Linked DNA regions of Homo sapiens: region 2 is linked to region 1. A link is an interaction called in ENCODE POLR2A ChIA-PET data of the cell type or tissue named here. Cell type or tissue: endothelial cell of umbilical vein. All regions are shown on one strand.

Region 1 (4,000 bases):
TGTATGCATCAAAGGACACTATCAAGAGAGTGAAAGACAGCCCACAGAATGGGAGATTTGCAAATCAGATGTCTATAAGAGACTAATATCCAGAATATATAAAGAATTCCCAGAACTTGACAAAAAAATTCCAAACAAGCCAATTCAAAAATGGGCAAATGGCTTGAATAGATATTTTTCCCCAAATATACAAACAACCAATATAAAAGAAATAATAATAATAATAATAATAATAATAATAATAATAATAATAAAAGAACAAACAACCAATAGGCACATGGAAAGATTCTCAGCACCACTAGTCATTAGGGAAGCACAGTTCAAAACCATAATGGGATACCGCTTCATAGCCATTAGGATGGCTGCTATCAAAAAACAAAACAAAAAACACAGAAGGTAAGTATTGGCAAGGGTGTGGAGAAATAGAAACTAATGCATTTCTGGTGGGACTGTAAAGTGGTGCAATAGCTATGGAAAACAGTATGACAGTTTCTCAAAAAGTTAAACAGAATTACCATATAATCCAGCAATTTCACTTCTATCTATATACCCAAAAGAAGTGAAAGGGGCTGAAACAGTTTTTTTTTTTTTTTTGAGACAGGGTCTCACTCTGTTGTCCAGGCTGGAGTGCCTCACTGCAGACTTGACCTCCTGGGATTAAGTGATCCTCCCACCTCAGCCTCCTAAGTATCTGGGACCACAGACACATGCCACCACACCATCTAATTTTTGTATTTTTTGTAGAGATGAGTCCTCCCTATATTGTCCAGGCTGGTCTCAAACTCCTGAGCTCAAGTGATCCACCCACCTTGGCCTCCCGAAGTACTGGGATTACAGGTGCGACGGCCTGAAGCAGGTATTTCTAAACCAATTTTCATAGCAGCATTACTCACAATGACCAAAAGGTGAAAGCCCAAATGCTCTTCAGCAGATGAATGGATAAACAAAATGTGGTATATCTATACTACAGGATATTACTCAGCCTTAAGAAAGAATAAAAGGCCCAATGTGATGGTTCATGCCTGTAATCTCAGCTACTCTGGAGGCTGAGGTGGGGGGACTACTTGAGCTCAGGAGAACAAGGCCACAGTGAGCTGTGATCACACCACTGCACTCCAGCCTGGGCAACAGAGCAAGACCCTATTTTTTAAAAAAAAAAAAAAAAAAAGGAATAGAATTCTAATACATGTTTTAACATGGGTGAGGCTTGAAAACATTAAGTCAAATAAGCCAGACACAAAGGGACAAATATTGTATGATTCCATTGAGATGACATGCCTGGAATAGGCAAATTTTAGAGACATTTACGTAAAGACAGTCTGGCAGGGGGGCCGGGGGCGGGTAGAGGGGATGGGGAATTAGTGTTTAAGGGATACGTAGTTTCTATTTGGGAAGATGAAGAAGTCGTGGAGATGGATGGTGGTCATAGGTGCACAGCAATGTGAATGTACTCAATACCAACGAATTACACATTTTTAAGTGCTTAGCATGATAAATTTTATGTTACGTATATTTTACCACAATAAAAAAGTATCATTAAAAAGCACGTGCTTTTTGTAGTCTGCTCCATAATTTATAGTTGTTTTAATACAAAAATTTATTTTCTCCAAATCTTCCAGAAAAAAAATACATATTATACACATCCTGTTGCTGCAAACTGCCTCCCCCACTATTGTGAGAAGCGCAGACTAGTTCAATCCACCCTTCTTCCTATTTTATATCTGAGAACCTCAGATAGGAAATGACTTGCTTGAGGTCACTCAGTGAGGGCCTGGCAAAGTCAAAAATAAGGAAGGTCTCTAACGAACAGTGGGAACATGTGCATGGGTCCTAGAGTTGGAAGGACCAGAAGCTCACCCCGCCATGCCAATGCCTGAATCCACCATGGGAAGAAAACGGCCAACTCACAGGGCAGGGAGCTGGGGGAAAGCTGAGGTCACTCATCAGCTGAATGACACGTGCCTGAACTTCAGCCTCCTTGCAGCATGGGTCAAATGCCCACCTCAGCAAGATTATAAACAACTCCCAAGTAGTTTGCCATTCATTAAAGCCATGATTATGTCTGCTCACACAGTGCTTTCCAAACTGCAGGTCACAACCTCTCAATGGATCGTGAAATCTATTTAGTGAGTCATGATTAACATTTAAAGATAGAATCGTATGGAAAAGAATAGACAGAAAATATCAGTGTATTGCAGAGTAAAGGTAAGTACTGTTTTATGATGTTTGTTACATATGTTTATAGATATTGCTTGCTATGTTATGTATGACTGTATGTGTATACTAGATTATGACAAAAGGTATTGCTTACTAAAAGCCATAAACAAAAAAGCTTGAAAAAAAGGTGTTAATGTGAGGCCGGGCACGGTGGCTCATGCCTGTAATCCCAGCACTTTGGGAGTCCAAGGCGGGCAGATCACCTGAGGTCGGAAGTTTGAGACCAGCCTGACCAACATGGAGAAACCCCATCTCTACCACAAATACAAAATTAGCCGGGCGTGGTGGCACATGCCTGTAATCCCAGCTACTCAGGAGGCTGAGGTAGAAGAATCGCTTGAACCCGGGAGGCAGAGGTTGCGGTGAGCCAAGATTGTGCCATTGCACTCCAGCCTGGGCAACAAGAGCAAAACTCCGTCCCCCAAAAAAAAGGTGTTAATGTCACAGGTCACCTGTATTGATTACGAAGAGCCATGGATTTTTTTCCACCTAGAGTCACACATGCTCTGGTACATTCTAAAGATTGTGGAGGGGCCGGGCTCAATGGCTCATGCCTGTAATCCCAGCACTTTGGGAGGCCCAGGTGAGTGGATCACTTGAGGTCAGGAGTTCAAGATCAGCCTGGACAACATGGTGAAACCCTGTCTGTAATAAAAAATACAAAAATTGCCAGGCATGGTGGTGTGCACCTGTGGTCCCAGTTACTTGGGAAGCTGAGGCATGAGAATTGCTTGAACCTGGGAGGCAGAGGCTGCAGTGAGCTGAGATTGCACCACTGTACTCCAGCCTGGGTGACAGAACAAGACTCTGTCTCAAAAACAAAAACGAAACCAAAAAGACCCAGAAACAACAACAACAACAAAAAGATTGTTGTGGGGGGACTAAGGCCGCCAGGTACCCAGACGGATGCATGTCTGGACAAGAAGCCCCTCCTAATGTAACTGCCCAAGGGGTTCACCTTGTCCACGCCTAGACAGAGCCAATTCGTCAAGACAGGGGAATTGTAACAGAGAAAGAGTAATTCACACAGAGCCAACTGTGCAGGAGACCGGAGTTTTATTATTACTCAAATCAGTCTCCCTGAGCATTTGAGGAGCAGAGTTTTTAAGGATAACTTGGTGGCGGGGTGGGGGGTGTAGCCAGTGGGCCAGGAGTGGTGACTGGTCAGGGATGAAATCATAGGGAGTCGAACCTGTCTTCTTGCGCTGACTCAGTTCCTGGGTGGGGCCCACAAGATCAGAGGAGACAAATTACTGATCTGAGCGGTGCCTGCTGATCCATCAAGTGCAGGGTCTGCAAAATATCCCAAGCACTGATCTCAGGAGCAGTCTAGGGAGGGTCAGAATCTTGAGGCCTCCAACTGCAAGATTCCTAAATCATAATTTCTAATCCTTTGGCTAATGTTAGTCTAGTCCCCAGGCAAGAAGGAGGTCTGCTTTGGGAAAGGGTTGTTACCATTTTTGTTTAAACTATAAACTACAAAGTAAGTTTCTCCCAGAGTTAGATCAGCCTATGCCCAGAAATGAAAAAGACAGCTTGGAGGTTAGAAGCAAGATGGAGTCAGTTAAGTTCGATCTCTTTGATTGTCTCAGTCATAATTTTGCAAAGGCGGTCTCAATCCCTCCCTTTGGATTTTGTAACACCTTAATCTCAAGGTGTAGGCTATGAAGATAGGAGAAGGCTGTCAATCGCTCTGGCTTCTTCCTGCTGACAAGGGACATTGTGGGAATGGGAGTGAACCCCAAGGTGAGAAGAGTGGAACCGCTTTCTAACTGTCTGAGTG
Region 2 (4,000 bases), 79 kb after region 1:
GGGTCGCATATATTATTAAAAATATTATAATATGTTACCCTCGGGCTATGTGTATAGCATATGAAATATAAAAGAATTTTGTGTTTAGACTTGAGTCCCATCCCCAGGATATTTATGTATATGTAAATATTCCAAAATCTGAAACACTTCTAGTCCCAAGCATTTCAGATAAGGGATACTCAACCTGTACATGCACACACAGAATTCCATTCCCAGCTAGCACGCTTCCACCAACAGGGAGTTCCAACTTAGAACAGCTGTGTCCCACTCGCAGAGTGGCTGTTAGAGACAGAGTTCTCTCCTCTATATGCTTAAAACCATCTTAGGAAGTAGTTTTATCTCCAGCTACTGGCTACAGAATGAGGGGCTAAGGATCCCTCATTTAAGATGTGGGGACCTATCTTTTGTATTACTCAAAGCACCCAAAAGTGCACAATGAAATCTGTTGCTCTAAATAGGACAGAGTTCAAAAGACTGTCCTAGAAAACCTTCCAAACACTCAAGGAGATCAAGGTGAGGGCTGCTGATTCCACCCTAATCCAGACAACCATTATTAACTAGTGCAAAAATAAGTTTCTTGAGTGCACCCAAAAGTTCTTTTGCATAGTCTAATCATTTCCTGTTGCAATAACCTCTTAGGTATCACAAGCTAAATATTCTTAAAAATTTAGTTGTACTTTCTCACTCAGCCAAACCTGTTGTTTACAATAAGCAAAGATGCTCTGTGTACCAGAATATCACAGAATGCCATGGGAGAAAAGGAGTTCTAGTGACAGAATAAAAATTAAAGGTCATCTATTATTTGCACTGCATTCAGTACTCATAAATTCATTACTTAAGGCTATCTAGAATGAGTAGGTTTGTATTGTGGCTTTCAGGGTCTGTAAATTACACAGTCATCAATGAAGAACAAGGAGAGAATACAGAAGAGGTCTTATAACCTTTCCTCTCTTTTTATTTACCAACTGCAAGACTGGTGGGAGGGGGAACAAGTTCTGTACTTGACAACATTCCCCCATAGAGAATTAAACCTGAGGTGCTAACTAAAATTATTTCATTGTCTTCTTAAGTAATGGACTCATTAATTCTCATTGATATTGATTAGTGCAGGAAAATGCATTACATTCTAATTAATGAGACTGTCTTAGTAAAAGGGGAAATGTTGCATAAAGTTAATTTGATTTTGTTAATTATTTTATTAATGAAAATGACTTTACATGAAGTTTGAGATAATCTACTACATTAACAAAATCCAATATGGGAAACAGGCCTCTTTGGTAATGCTCTATTATCCTGAAAAAATTAAAAGCTATTGGCAAAAAATAGGCAAAGGAAAAGATGGCTGTCTCCTTAAAACCATTCTATTTACTGCAAAAGTTTAAAAATTAAACTATACTGTACTGAAATATTAAATGGAGGAACTTCATTCCTATCAGATATAGACCCCTGGAGGCAGGTACACATTGTGCAGTAACCTGGACCTTACCATTCAATCTATGGCTTGGCTCTTTACATAGTAAATATTCCTTTTTATAACCTTGACTTTTTAGCTGTATCTTTTTTAGAGATTTCATTGGGGTGACACCATTTGTTACTTTATATATGTAATATAAAGGGTCTGCTTATGTGTTTTTTTAAACCATATTAAAATTTTAAGGGACTATCAGGGTCCCATAAATCAACATAAAATTAGCAGGCACATATAATACATAACTTACCTGGTGCAATAAACTGTTTGACATTGGTGAATCTAGACTTATCAGCCACATTCGCCATAAAGCAGCCCTTTGGCACAGTCCAGTCATTAGGCTTGTTTTTGTCTCTGTCTTCTGCTGTTTCATATACCTCTATGTGAGGAGGTTTCTCAGTTAGATTCTTGCTGTAATGACTTAATCCATACTGTGCAATCTGGATTGGATAGAAATAGCCTTGAGGTCCCCATTGTGTAGATAATGGCACACCTATAAAATAGAGAAACAAAATGAATAATCATATCCAGACATTACAAGCCTATTCCTAATACCATTCCTCACTGATTTACTTCTGGGGGATCTTACAGGGTTATCAGGAAGTTGTGGGCTTCCTTATAATACTGCTCTCATAATGACCAGATCTAGTACCAAATTAACCAGATGTGAAAAACAAAAATTAAGTATTCTTTCACTCTCATTCATTATTTGTTAACAAATAGTGCAACGCTATAAATTACCTTTTAAGGACTGGCTTTTTGTGTGTGTTACTTTTGCTCATGGCTACAGATGTCATGTTTCATAATCCTGTTTCCTACATTCAAATTCTGCACAATTTAGATGCGTATAGCTAATGTCACCACAGTTCTATTTTCAATATTAATCCTGAAATTTTCTTAAACATTTATACTTAACAGTCAAGTTACTACATACTCATCTTTCCCTCCAATGTCAAAGTGTGGTCTACTAATTAGGTATGTCATCTGATGGTTAATGTATTTGCTTAAAAAGCCAGTTGTGGCCAGGCACGGTGGCTCATGCCTGTAATCCTAGCACTTTGGGAGGCCAAGGTGGGTGGACTGCCTGAGCTCAGGAGTTTGAGACCAGCCTGGGCAACACGGTGAAACCCCGTCTCTACTAACATACAAAAAGCTAGCTGGGGGTGGTGGCAGGTACCTGTAATCCCAGCTATTTGGGAGGCTGAGACAGGAGAATCACTTGAACCCAGGAGGCAGGGGTTGCAGTGAGCCGAGATGGCGCCACTGCCCTCCAGCCTGGATGATGGAGCAAGACTCTGTCTCAAAAAAAAAAAAAAAAAAAAAAAAACCAGTTGTGACTTGGCAATTTAAAATATAAACACAGCTTGAAATTCTTTTTCATATCTTTCCTGTTAAAATGTAATTCTTAAGAAGTGTTTTTTAAAACATGAATTTAGTTTGTATATTTTACCATAGATTCTTGAAATAATTCATTAATGGATTACCTTATGTAAAGTTCTAAGTACAACTTTTAAATGTTTGGTATTAGTGTTTTTCTTAGTAATTTACTACTTAGGAGCTACAAATCCTACATTTACATAATGTTGTATGGTTGAATCACGTATGTATTGAGAGATAAACTACTATCTGTAGTTCTAAAATTAATAAGAATCTGATGAGCACAGCAGAGACTGGGAATCTACAAAATTTTATGTGTTTTGTTGTAGATTCAAAACAATGTTTACGGAATTAGGTAGGCTACAGATAAGCTTTTTAACATTTGTACCTTTCCTCCAAGAGGGGGATCTCCTCTGTAATTCAAATAGAATTATTATCAATTAATAAAAGGTGGTTTATACAACTTCATTAAACATGAGTGGTGACTACAATAATGTGCAACTGGCACAAGAACTGGGACTGATCAATGAAACCAAGTAGCAGTCCAGAAACACATTCTAGTACTCCTAAGAATTTAGTATAATGACGAATATTCCATCAAACTCAGTGGGAAAAGAGATGATTCAATACATATTGGGGAAAAAGGTTTAAAATTAGGCTGTGACCTTGTACCATTTGCCAAAATATAAATCAATTTAGCAGAACTAAAAAAGTTAAACGTAAAAAAATGAAACCATAAAACTATCAGAGAAACTAAAAGTGAAAAGCTGATCATAATGTGGTGTGGCAAGTGCCTTTCTAAGCATAAAAAGAAGAGGTACAAAGATCCAAAAAACCCCATAAGTTTAATAAATGGAACTAAAAACTTCTAAAACCAACAAATCATATGTAAAATGAAAAGACAACCAGATTGAAGAAACATCTCTAACAAATATGAGTACTGCTACCCTTACTACATAAGTTCACACAAATACATTTTTAAAAAACTCCACTTATCACATTCGAAAAAGGGGTAAAGAACATGAAAATACGGCAAAAAGCATAAGAAAAAGATATCTGACCTCACTAGTTGTTAAAGAGAGAAAATTATAATATCCCTCTGTAACCAACAGACAAAAAAACAATGGTCCATGATGGCAAGAGTTGGGTGAAAAC

What was found. Peaks named below come from ENCODE experiments on the same cell type or tissue, not always from the same donor. Only the 100,000 strongest peaks of a DNase experiment are listed, where the experiment ranks them.
Region 2: POLR2A ChIA-PET joins it to region 1 with 7 read pairs; 2 of 35 experiments call an interaction of 5 or more read pairs at or near these places.

The regions. Positions count from the first base shown.
Region 1 is chr15:69,338,522-69,342,521 of GRCh38, reverse strand. The region is part of intron 2 of PAQR5 (progestin and adipoQ receptor family member 5); the gene reads right to left. Among named protein-coding and RNA genes, the nearest start is that of PAQR5, 42 kb to the right of the region's middle. RefSeq lists an enhancer at 1-265. In endothelial cell of umbilical vein, no CTCF peak of the experiment used is centred here; DNase peaks (open chromatin) are centred at 1,861 and 2,011; H3K27ac peaks cover 253 bases.
Region 2 is chr15:69,259,048-69,263,047 of GRCh38, reverse strand. GLCE (glucuronic acid epimerase) reads right to left here. Exons shown (of 5, transcript NM_015554.3): 4 at 1,719-1,961. Among named protein-coding and RNA genes, the nearest start is that of PAQR5-DT, 38 kb to the left of the region's middle. In endothelial cell of umbilical vein, no CTCF peak of the experiment used is centred here; no DNase peak of the experiment used is centred here.